Regions from separate parts of the Mus musculus genome. Here region 1 is linked to region 2. Evidence: chromatin contacts called from ENCODE Hi-C or POLR2A ChIA-PET data. All regions are on one chromosome and are shown on one strand. Each heading gives the region's core, a stretch centred on a gene start or an enhancer-like site at or near the end of the contact. The rest is flanking DNA. Distances are from core to core; before and after follow the strand shown.

The links. A loop is a pair of places that touch in the nucleus more often than their neighbours do. ChIA-PET counts read pairs that join two places held with the same protein, here RNA polymerase II (POLR2A).
Region 1: a loop to region 2 is called in a map of T-helper 2 cell, with 2.1 times the contacts of the local background. The contact joins the promoter of Mtg2 here to the promoter of Lsm14b in region 2. A Hi-C loop is called at or near these places in 1 of 37 maps with a recorded cell type or tissue (T-helper 2 cell). POLR2A ChIA-PET finds 5 or more read pairs at or near these places in 3 of 5 experiments (Patski and embryonic stem cell).

Annotation. Positions count from the first base shown.
Region 1 is chr2:180,066,687-180,071,939 of GRCm38, forward strand. It overlaps Mtg2 (mitochondrial ribosome associated GTPase 2), which reads left to right and starts at 3,907. Exons shown (of 10, transcript NM_181424.3): 1 at 3,907-3,929; 2 at 5,108-5,200. It overlaps Ss18l1 (SS18, nBAF chromatin remodeling complex subunit like 1), which reads left to right. Exons shown (of 11, transcript NM_178750.5): 11 at 646-3,515. The coding sequence ends at 672.
Region 2 is chr2:180,023,257-180,028,472 of GRCm38, forward strand. It overlaps Lsm14b (LSM family member 14B), which reads left to right and starts at 1,731. Exons shown (of 10, transcript NM_001372364.1): 1 at 1,731-2,056; 2 at 3,379-3,542; 3 at 4,644-4,779. The coding sequence starts at 1,930.

The sequences.
Region 1 (5,253 bases), core at 2,657-5,156, 46 kb after region 2:
TTCTGGCCTTCCAGGGTTCTGGCCCTCCAGGGTTCTGGCCCTCCAGGGTTCTGGCCCTCCAGGGTTCTGGCTCTCCAGGGTTCTGGCCCTCCAGGGTTCAGGCCCTCCAGGGTTCTCGCCCTCCAGGGTTCTGGCTCTCCAGGGTTCTGGCCCTCCAGGGTTCTGGCCTTCCAGGGTTCTCACCCTCCAGGGTTCAGGCCCTCCAGGGTTCTCGCCCTCCAGGGTTCTGGCTCTCCAGGGTTCTGGCCCTCCAGGGTTCTGGCCTTCCAGGGTTCTCGCCCTCCAGGGTTCTGGCCCTCCAGGGTTCTCGCCCTCCAGGGTTCTGGCTCTCCAGGGTTCTGGCTCTCCAGGGTTCTGGCTCTCCAGGGTTCTCGCCCTCCAGGGTTCTGGCCCTCCAGGGTTCTCGCCCTCCAGGGTTCTGGCTCTCCAGGGTTCTGGCCCTCCAGGGTTCTGGCCTTCCAGGGTTCTGGCCCTCCAGGGTTCTGGCCCTCCAGGGTTCTGGCCCTCCAGGGTTCTGGCCCTCCAGGGTTCTGGCCCTCCAGGGTTCTGGCCCTCCAGGGTTCTGGCTGTGGGAGGAAGCTTCCTGATGTTTGGGTGTGCAGACCCAAACTATAGAGGTGTAATCTATGTCTTGTTCTCCTTTAGGGCCAGTATGGAAATTACCAGCAATAAAGAACAAGCATTGTCTTTGGACCCTTCATAGTAGTATGTTCTGGACAAGCCGGTGGCAGTTCTGATGAGTAGCGACATGTTGGTCACCCTCTCTGCCCAGTGCCGTGTCTGCATGAGAGGCAGGCTGGTTTCATGCTGGGCGTGATGCTGTGTGCACCACTGACTGCGATATGGCGTGACATGTCTGGTGCTGTGTAAAGTATTGTATATCGGTACGATGGGGAGGTTGTCCTGTTTGTGTCCCCTGCCCGCTCCCTGATGTTCTTAGCTAGCTTGGGGGGGGGTTACCGTGTCATCACATGTTCTGTGCCTGGTGATGAGACAATGTCTAAGAGACATCATGGTCCATGCTGCTGTGAACAGACTCAGTCTGCCCCCTCTCATACCATTGTTGCAAAGTGGACTGTAAATGTTTCTTCAACTGGCGGCTCATAGCTTGACATACATACACCGCTAGGTGACCATTTCTTCTGTGCCTAAGTAGGGCTTGAGGACACCTTCTGTGTCTTGGGTCATGTCACTATAACAAGGAAGATGTGCTTTGTGTGCAAGGACCATGAGCTGTCCTTTCCAGAACTTACCAATTGCCTGTGTCTCTCCAGTTTCCATGATCCCAAAGGATGTCTTTGTATTAGCGAGTAAAGAAGGATCGATGACTATTCCAAATGACAGTCGGTGAGAGTGTGGGCATCGTGAGGGGAGCTTTCACTAAGGAGGGCGCTGTCTGAAGAGCAATTCTTGCTGTCTCCGAGCTGCTTGTGTGTAGTATGGCTTTGGCCCTTGGCGTCATCTCTAGGATTTGAGTGTGCCCAAACCTAAGTTTATAGAGAATTTAAAGTACTCATGTTTAATTTTACAAGCAGTTGGCAAGTGTTTATATTACTTCTTCAGGACCTCTGAGTTCAGATTGCCAAGCAGATGTTCCTTTGCGTTTAGGGAAGTCTGAAATCCACACTGCATTTTTAATGAATCCAAATAACTTTATTACGTTCTTTCAAATGAAAAGGACAAGTTTTATACAGTGAGAATTGGGTGATTTTTTTTTTTTTTACATTCCTAGGATGTTTAATCTCGTTTTAATTCTGTGCAAACATGAGAGACAGCCTTTTTGAAAAGGTTCTATCAAAGGAAAACACCGCATATAATGCAGCAGGCATATTTTTCAGCATTTATTTAGATAATAACAATGTTACTATGAGAAGAAAAGAACAACCTTGAAGATGAGTGCTCAGAACAACCAAGAACATACAAAACCATCCCCAAGGATGCAGGGCTTGGTACATCAGACCTGTCCACCAGGATGCTTTTGCTTTATTTGTGTCTTATATGTAGCCCAGACTGGCCTCAAACTCACTACATAGCTGAGGCTGAACTTAATGATCCCCCAGCCTCCACTCCCGGGTACTGAGACCACGGGCATGCACCACCACATCTGTTTTCAGCTGATAGTTTTTAAAATATAAAACTTACCTGTAGCTCAGTAGTAAGGCACCTTTGTGGAGTTTGCTTGAATTAATCTTGACAGTCTTGCTGGAACTTACAGTGCAAGCTCCATTTACTTACAGGAGAATCAAGGGCCGGATCAAAGGACTTGTCTGTGTCGGCTGCCGTCTTACTCTAGGACATTCTCCCTCTCCTTGGGACCATTATCAACAACCATGGGCATATGTGTCTCATAGGCACAGGGTTTAGGAAACACACAGGCAAGGGCTGACTACATGACGGCTTTAACTTTACAGAAACAAGTTTCTGATCGCTACATGGCAGAAGTATTAGCAACTTGATTTTAGGGACTCATCATCTCTTTAGCTCCTTCCCTTTCTGGCAATTTTTATAAAACTAGCCTACAAGCTCACTTGGGGGCTAAATATCCCATTGAAAATGTCGAAACATTTTAAGTAACTGTGAAATGGTTTTTATTCCTTGCCAATCTGGGAATATGCCTTTTATGTATGCATACATGTGCAAGTGTGTACGTGTGTGTGTGTGTGTGTGTGTGTATGTATGTGTGTGTATGTGTGTATATATATGTGTGTATGTTAAAGTGCTGTATTAGTGTGTATGTGTGTGTGTATATGTAAAGTGCTGTGTTAGTGTGTGTTAATACTTTTTGAAAGAAAAGAACACTTAAAATATGTATCACCCCAAAAGTTCAATTTGAAATGTCTTACATTAAGAATTTCTTGAATGTTGTGTATATATTTTTAAAAGCACTTTGTGAAATAGTTTGTACATTTATTTCCTAATTTATACCTGATTTTGGTGTTAATATATTTAATGATTAATATTGTTTATTTAATGTTTTATTGATTTTTATGTAATTTTGTGGGGGAAAGTGATGCCAGTCTTTTTCATTGCCTGTATTATAGCTTTTCTTCTGTAACATGAATGTTTGAAAAGTCCTAGGCTGAAATGAACCCTTCGTGCAGGTGTGGTTGACTGTGTTTTGTTTTCAATGGTTCCTCCTACTGAAGGCCAGAAAAGATGCAAAGGGAGATTTGGAAATCGCTGCTCATTCTTCCTCCTGTTTCCCAGCATCCGTTCAATACTTGGTGAACTTGACCACTGAGGACTGGGGTTTTCAGATGTGCTGACCACTACGCGCTGCGCTTGTCAGGGGCTATGGGTGGATGGACATCTCTGCAGACTTAGCATATAGCACAGTGGGAGATGGGAGATGTCCGCAGAGGCACTGGGCAGACACAGGCCTGGCCCAGAAAGGAGGTGTTTTCCTTTCCTGTTGTACCTGTTCTCAGACGTGGGCTTCAGTGACTGAGTGTCCGTTCAAACTTGTAAAAAGAGGAAGACTTTCCATTTCCATTAAAACACTTTTTTAGCCATTACCTCATTTCTGTTTATTGAGCATGTTACGTCTGTCTTGTTATTTGTGAACGAAGTACAGTTTTTAAACACCCTATCATTTTCACCCTTGTTTGGTTGGTTGGTTAGACGGAGGCGCACTGTACAAACCTATGTGACTCTCAGACATTCCCGGCCTCTTTTTCCCGAGACTGGAATTAAAAGCGTGCGACCCGGCACCTGGCTTTTTCCTGGTTTTGTGAGACAGGATCACTGTGTGTCTCAGGCTGGGCAGGAATTCACGGCGATCCTTCTGCTCAGCTTCCTTGGTGCCCAGACTTTGGCTTTGGAGCCACAGAGACCACGGGATTCGGGGGGCGGTGCCTCGCCTTCCGGTTTGCTGCTGCACTGCGCGTGCGCGGCCAGAGCCCGACCCGGAACCAGTCGAGCGAGCGGAGGTGGGAGCTGTCGGGAGCGGGTGGGTGCGGGCGGCATTGCACGGGTGTGCGTTCTCCGGCGGCAGGCGGCGGGCGGGATGACTGGGCGGGATCTCTCTCTGTGTGCGGTGGCTCTAATGAGGAGAGCCCGTCCGGCCTGATCGCCGTAAAGTTGGTTTCTGAAAGACTCGCTCTCGCCTTAGCTTGAGCGTGATGGCGCACGCTTGTAAGCGCAGCTTCCCAGATGAGACAGGTGGATTTCTAGGAGTTCGAGGCCCGCCTAGGCCACATAGTGAGACCATGAACAGAAAACAATGGCAGAAACGTCCCCTTGCCCAGCTCTTTTGGAAAGCCTTTATGGATGCGCTACTAGGGTAGAGGCTCACCTGTTAAGATGCAGGCGCCGCAGTGTGTCGCCTAACTATGGGCAGTTGAGTCTTCCTGAGTCCCCGCCTCCGCGGCTTTGTAGAGGCATTCTTTTAAAGATGAGGTAAAGAAGCATTCTGCACACTAAGGATCGGTAGAGATGCGCCTGGGGTGCGAGCAAATGGCCTTGTTCCTACTCAGAAATCTAAAGGACCAGCATGGAACAGTTTCGGAGCTGTCGGGAGGTTTCCCTGCCTGCATGTGAACCAGTCTGGGACCTTGAGTGCTGGGTCGGGGATTGGGTGGGAGGTGGCAGCTGTCCCTCCAGTCAGTCTGTCCCACAAGGCCCCATAGGGCAGGCACCCAGACAGCAGCGTTGTTGAACGCGTGCTTTATTTTGTTTTTGAGACAGGCTCTCCCTTGCTGGCCTGGCACCCAGATGCCTGTCTGGCTTCCGGAGTGCATCTGCCACCGCACACAGCAGGAACACTTACCCCCACCCCCGTGAATGGCATATAATTAAGTAAAAACCATGTAATGTGAGTTGTCAGGTGACAAAATGATACTCCAGTTTCTAAATGTTTTCCACATGAAGAACGAAGTAGATCACAAACATATGTAATGAAGTGTAAAAGTATGTAGCAGAAACAGTAATGCCCGCGTGGGATTTAATATCCGGTAGCAAAGTGAAAATGGAATGCTTAGAATTAAGTTAGTTAACTGTGAATACTGTTAACCAATTGTGCTTAGCCTATAAAAGAATAACACTGAAGAAATGAAAACATTCCTCAAGAATGCTTTTTTTTTTCCCCCTTTCTCTTTTTTTAAGACAGGTTTGCATGTGTCTGGCTCCCTGGCTGGCCTTGAACTTGCTAAGTAGTAGAAGATGACCTTGAACTTCTGACCTTCCTACCTCCACCTCCTGAGTAAGTGGTGGCATGCCTGGATTATGTGATTCCAGGGGTCAACCCCAGGGCTT
Region 2 (5,216 bases), core at 481-2,980:
AGCCTGGATGCCCCAGACCAGAAGACCTCTTCCCAACAGGGTTGCCTCAGTTTTCCTGAGTCAAGACCCTGGTGTGGGAAATATGGCTGAGTTATAGTTGATCAAACAGGCTTTTCTGCCTTCTCTGCTGCTCGGTGATGGAGGCGACTCAGTGGGTCTCACAAAGTTGTGTGTGGGGCACGGAGGAGTGGTGTGGAAAAGATGCATGGCGTTTGAGGCCCAGACTAACATCTCAAAGGACTCTTCAGGCTCACCAGCAATTCACCCACATACTATGCTTGTTTCTGCTTCTGTAAACTGGGGGAAGTCGTCCCACTATGGGTGTCTAGTGTGGTGGCTCATTCTCAAAATTTTGGCACATCAGAAGACTGAGGCAGGAGGTTAGAGACCAGTTTGGGCTGCACAGTCAGTTCCCCGCCAACCTGAGCTAAGAGTAAGACAGACCCCTGTCACAACTAAAACTAAAACTAAAAGAAAACAAAAAACAAAAAAACAAAACAAAAAACAGGCTCAGCAAGATGGCTCAGCGGGTAAATGCATTTGCTGCTAAGTGTGACCCCCTGAATACCCATTTCCGGGACCCATATGCTTCCAGGAAGCAGAGAACTCCTAACTGTCCTCTGGCCTCTACACATGTTGTGACATATGCACACACGGACACACATGCACATGCACCGAATAAGAAAATATTAAAATTTAAAATTGTTCACAACTATTCCCAGCATCCTCCGGCAGTGGTGGTAAGTTGATGTCACTACAGTAAGAAGTACGTTTTATGGCTCACATTTAAGAGAAATTGTTTCACAAAACAGTACTTGTTTTCACTATATGGGATGTTCCCTTATCTCCTCTTTCATTCTATTTCACGTTTATAAAATGCCAATCGCCACCAAATTTCTCATAGTAACTAATATTGGGCTCTAATCTGATGGTGGAGACTAACTGTAAATTAGCATGCGCTCATACATACAAAGTTACCCGCTATGCATGATGCGGAGTCAGCAACGCAAGAATGGGAAGCGATTTAGGGGGAAATCTCCCAATTTTATACTGCGGGCTGGGCTTTGGGCCGCAGTCTGAGGACGCGCGCACGCGGGCGGGAGTCACCCAAAACAGTCAGGGCTTATTTTAGGGATATCAGGCTTGGGAGCGCAGGGCTGCCCCGAGCTCCCCCTGCACTTTCTATTTCAGGGTCGCCCCCGCCGTGAGCGCTGCAGAACTGAGCAGCACCCGCCTGCCGGTTCCTTAGCCCCGGGGAGCAAGCGGGACTGAAGACGCACCTGGCCCGGCGCTGTCGGGGTCCAGCTCCAACAAACAAGAAAGGAAGACTGACAACTCCGCCCTATTAACACCTGGGCCAGAAGGGTGCCAGCGGCACGCGCGGAGGGAGGAGCCTGGCGCTCTTCCAGGTCCAGCCCCCGCCCCGCCCCCGAGTTTGCAAACAGTGGCCTCCCGCCTGCCCCGCGCACGCGCGCTTCGCCCCGCCCGCTCAGTCTCAGGCCCCGAAGCGGTGAGCGAGGCCCGCCGGGAACCGGCTGGGAAGACCCGGAGAGGCAGGTCCCCGGCCGGCAGCTTCCAAATGCGCAGGCGCGGCCCCGCCCACCGCCTGCGGCGCGGCCATATTTAAAGGGAGCCGGCAGCGAGGAGCCAATAGGCTGCGAGCGTACGGGGGCGGCGCGCGGTGGCGGGAGGCCCCGGATGTGGCTGCGGCGGCGCTCCTCCCCCGCTCCCTTCAGACTCGGGCTAAGCGCCTCGCTCTGCTCCCTCTCCGGTTCGCTCGTGGCCCGCAGGCCCCTAGGCGCGGCAGGAGGCGCCTCGGAGGCGGCGGCGCGGAGCTGCGCAGGAGTGGGAGGCCAGGCCACCGCGCGGCAGCGGAGCGGGCGGGGCCCGGCGCTGGTCCCCCGCGCCCTGCGCGCCCCGGCCGCCGCCATGAGCGGCTCGTCCGGCACCCCGTATCTGGGCAGCAAGATCAGCCTCATCTCCAAGGCGCAGATCCGCTATGAGGGCATCCTCTACACCATCGACACCGACAACTCCACCGTGGCGCTCGCCAAAGGTAGCGGCCCGCCGCCGCCGCGCGCCCAACTGACGCCCCAACAGCTCGCCGCCCCGCGCCTGCCCGCACAATGGTGTTCCCCGCTTCGGCGGGGGCTGTGGGAGGAGCGGACCAGGATCCTGCCGGTGTCGGGGGGTGGGGCGGCTTTGAAGCCGTGGACCTCCCCACCTGCGAGACGCCCTCGCGGGGCGAGACGCGCGCCGAGGCGGGGGGCCCGGGTCCGGCGCGCTCTCCTTGGAACCCCTTGGTAGCCACCGCCCGTCGAGTCGCGGTGCAGCCTCTCGCCGAGCTAGGGCGTCGGTTGAACTGCGGCTGTCCTGCTCTGAACTCTCCCGACCCTGTCCACTTGAGGGGTTGGTTTGATGAGAGAAGTCCAGAGTCGGTGCGCTAGTCGCGGCAGCGTGAGGGCCCAGAGCTTCTTTGTCTTCTTTCTCCGCGTTAAATGGGGCGCTTGTTTCCTTCGGCTCTCCAGAAGCGTGAGCGCCGCAGCCCGCCCGGGGTTAACGTGTTAGACCCTCGAGGGTGCAGATGGGAGGTTCGAGGCCAATCTGAAGCCAGCATGCTGCAGTCCTGGGCCATTCTCCTAAACCCTAGCCATACCTCCTATTTGAAGCGAGGCGCACAGACCCAGACTGGTGCTGCAGTGAAGGGCTCAGGGTTCCGGCTTTTTGTTCTCTTGAACTCTTCATGCTGCACTTGACGTGAGATCCCCTGTTGGAGAACCAGACCCAGAGTAGGCCCCTGTCCACAATAGGAGTTTGCTACTTAAAGCCTGCCACCAGATTCAGCTCAGCCCAGGAGTCTTGCCAAAGAGAGGTGTGCTAGCCTTCCTAGATCCATCCTGTCGAGGGTCCGTTGGGTCCAGGATTTCCTTATGAACATAGAAACTAATGTTGGGGGTCTGAGTTTGGAGATTTGTTCCCTTTGTTTCTGCAGCAACCATGGCCTGTTCTTTGTACCAGGGCTAGGGAGATTTCGTGCTTGCCTCAGAAAATCTCCTCAGCTGCAGCTTGTGATGAGGGCCTAAGGGTCCATCTGCAAAGTCAGATGTGAGAAAAGAGGTTCTACAAAGAGCTCTGCCCATCAGAGGGCTTTCACAGATTATCAGGGAACTTTGTGAAGCTTGGGATTCTACGGGAATTCTCATGTCAATTCCTGAACTACTGTCCCTTGTGGTCTTTGCCACATGGTGCTGTATAGGTATTGTCAGCGAGCTCGAGTAGCTGTTAGTTGTGAAGAGAGTGCTGTGTCAGAGGGCACTCTCTGTAGTCAGAAGCTTGGCCCAGGACAACAAGTTAACTGTCGTTTTCTCAACCCCTAAGTGAGGTCCTTTGGTACTGAAGACCGTCCCACAGACAGGCCTGCTCCCCCAAGAGAGGAAATTTATGAGTACATCATTTTCCGGGGAAGTGATATCAAGGATATTACTGTGTGCGAACCTCCAAAAGCTCAACATACACTCCCTCAGGATCCTGCTATTGTTCAGGTAAGTGTCGACGCTTCTGTGTGGCTGTGCCTTTACAAGAGAGGCTGGTTTCCCCTTGAAAGTTGGTGTCATCTGTTTGGAGCATTCAGCTTGAGGAATTGCCCTCTAGTGAACACTGGCCTGGTTTTCACCTAGACGGTTTCTGTTCCTAAGGGGTTAATTCATGCAGAGCATACACCTTACAGGGTTACATGCGCAGCATGGAGGGCCGCTAGGGAAAGAGACCTGTGGCTTGCTGTGCGTGAGGTACAGATGCTGCTGCTGGTGGCCTTGCCTGGGCCTGGCATGCCTAGAGCATAGCAGTCTAGCTTTGAGTGGCAGAGTATAAGTGGCGCATCGGGTGTTTTGAGGGTGACGGGGTTGGTTCTCTAATAGTTTTCTGTTCTGGTAATGCATTATTGTCGGACACTAAATTTGAAAGTCTTAAGCTAAGCCTGACTGCCTGGTAGGTTACACCCCAGGATTACAGGGGTGGGTACAAGGGCAATTAGATTATTATCTTTTGTAAGTTTAGACCTTCGTTGGCTTCTCCAGTTCAGACTGCCCTGGGTTCTAAGATGAAGCTATATTTAGAGAGGTAGGAGCAGGTAGGGTGCAGAGTTGGCACTTGAGAGAACCCAAGTCAGATTTCTGGAAAGCTTGGATAGGTATTCAAGGTCTCAAAACAGGGAAAGTAACGACCAGACTAGAGGAGGGGTGGGGGCAGGCCGTCCTCATGAGCATTCATCCCGGAGGCAGATTGTTGGGCGGGTGATGAAAGACACATTGGAGATGTGTAAATAGTTTCTGGCCTCACAGCTGTCCCTCTTCAGGGAACCTTTCTCCACCTAAAAGTGGCATTTCCTTGTAAAAATGTCAGATTGCTGTTGGCAGAGGGCAGCTGTAGGAGTTTTAATTCTGGAAGGAGTTCATGCAGCTGTAGTGAAATGTTTGGGGAAGGTCTGTTTGGCAACAATGGAAACTACCCAGGACTCCCTACCATAGCAGGAGTGCAGGCTGACAGACCTGGCACCCTCTTCCTGAGAATGTGCGCTATATGGAGACTTGAGGGTACCAGGATGTTGCAGCACTCTCACCTGTATTGTATGTCTCATTGTTCAGTCCTCCCTGGGCTCTGCCTCCGCCTCGCCCTTCCAGCCGCATGTGCCTTACAGCCCCTTCAGAGGGATGCCACCGTATGGCCAGCTGGCAGCCAGTTCCCTGCTCAGCCAGCAGTATGCCGCTTCCTTAGGTCTAGGTGAGTGACCGTTTTTGTGTGCTTGACTACTCTTACCGTGACAACCGTGCAGTGGAGTCATGCACCCTGAGAGCCAGACAGTCTTCATGTCCTGCAGCTGCTGGATTCTTACATCCTAACCACTCCTGATAAGTTACCCAGCGCAGCATCAGCACGTTAGTGTTGACGAGCTGTTTCCTGAGACTGAGCCAGCATTGTTGAGTTTGCACCAGATGACATAAATCAGAATGCACCTGGGATAAGAAGTTGTGGTGCAGCTGTAGTTTTACACATGAGATCTGTCTGAGAGCCCACTGATACCCTGTTTCCTGTTGTAGCATAGATTGGTGTGTTGCAAGAGCCCAGCTCAAACGTGGTTCCACTGACAGGGCTTACTACTCCCAGAGATCAGCCCTGTCTTTGTGACCTTGAAGCTGTGTTCAAAACGTAGAGAGTTG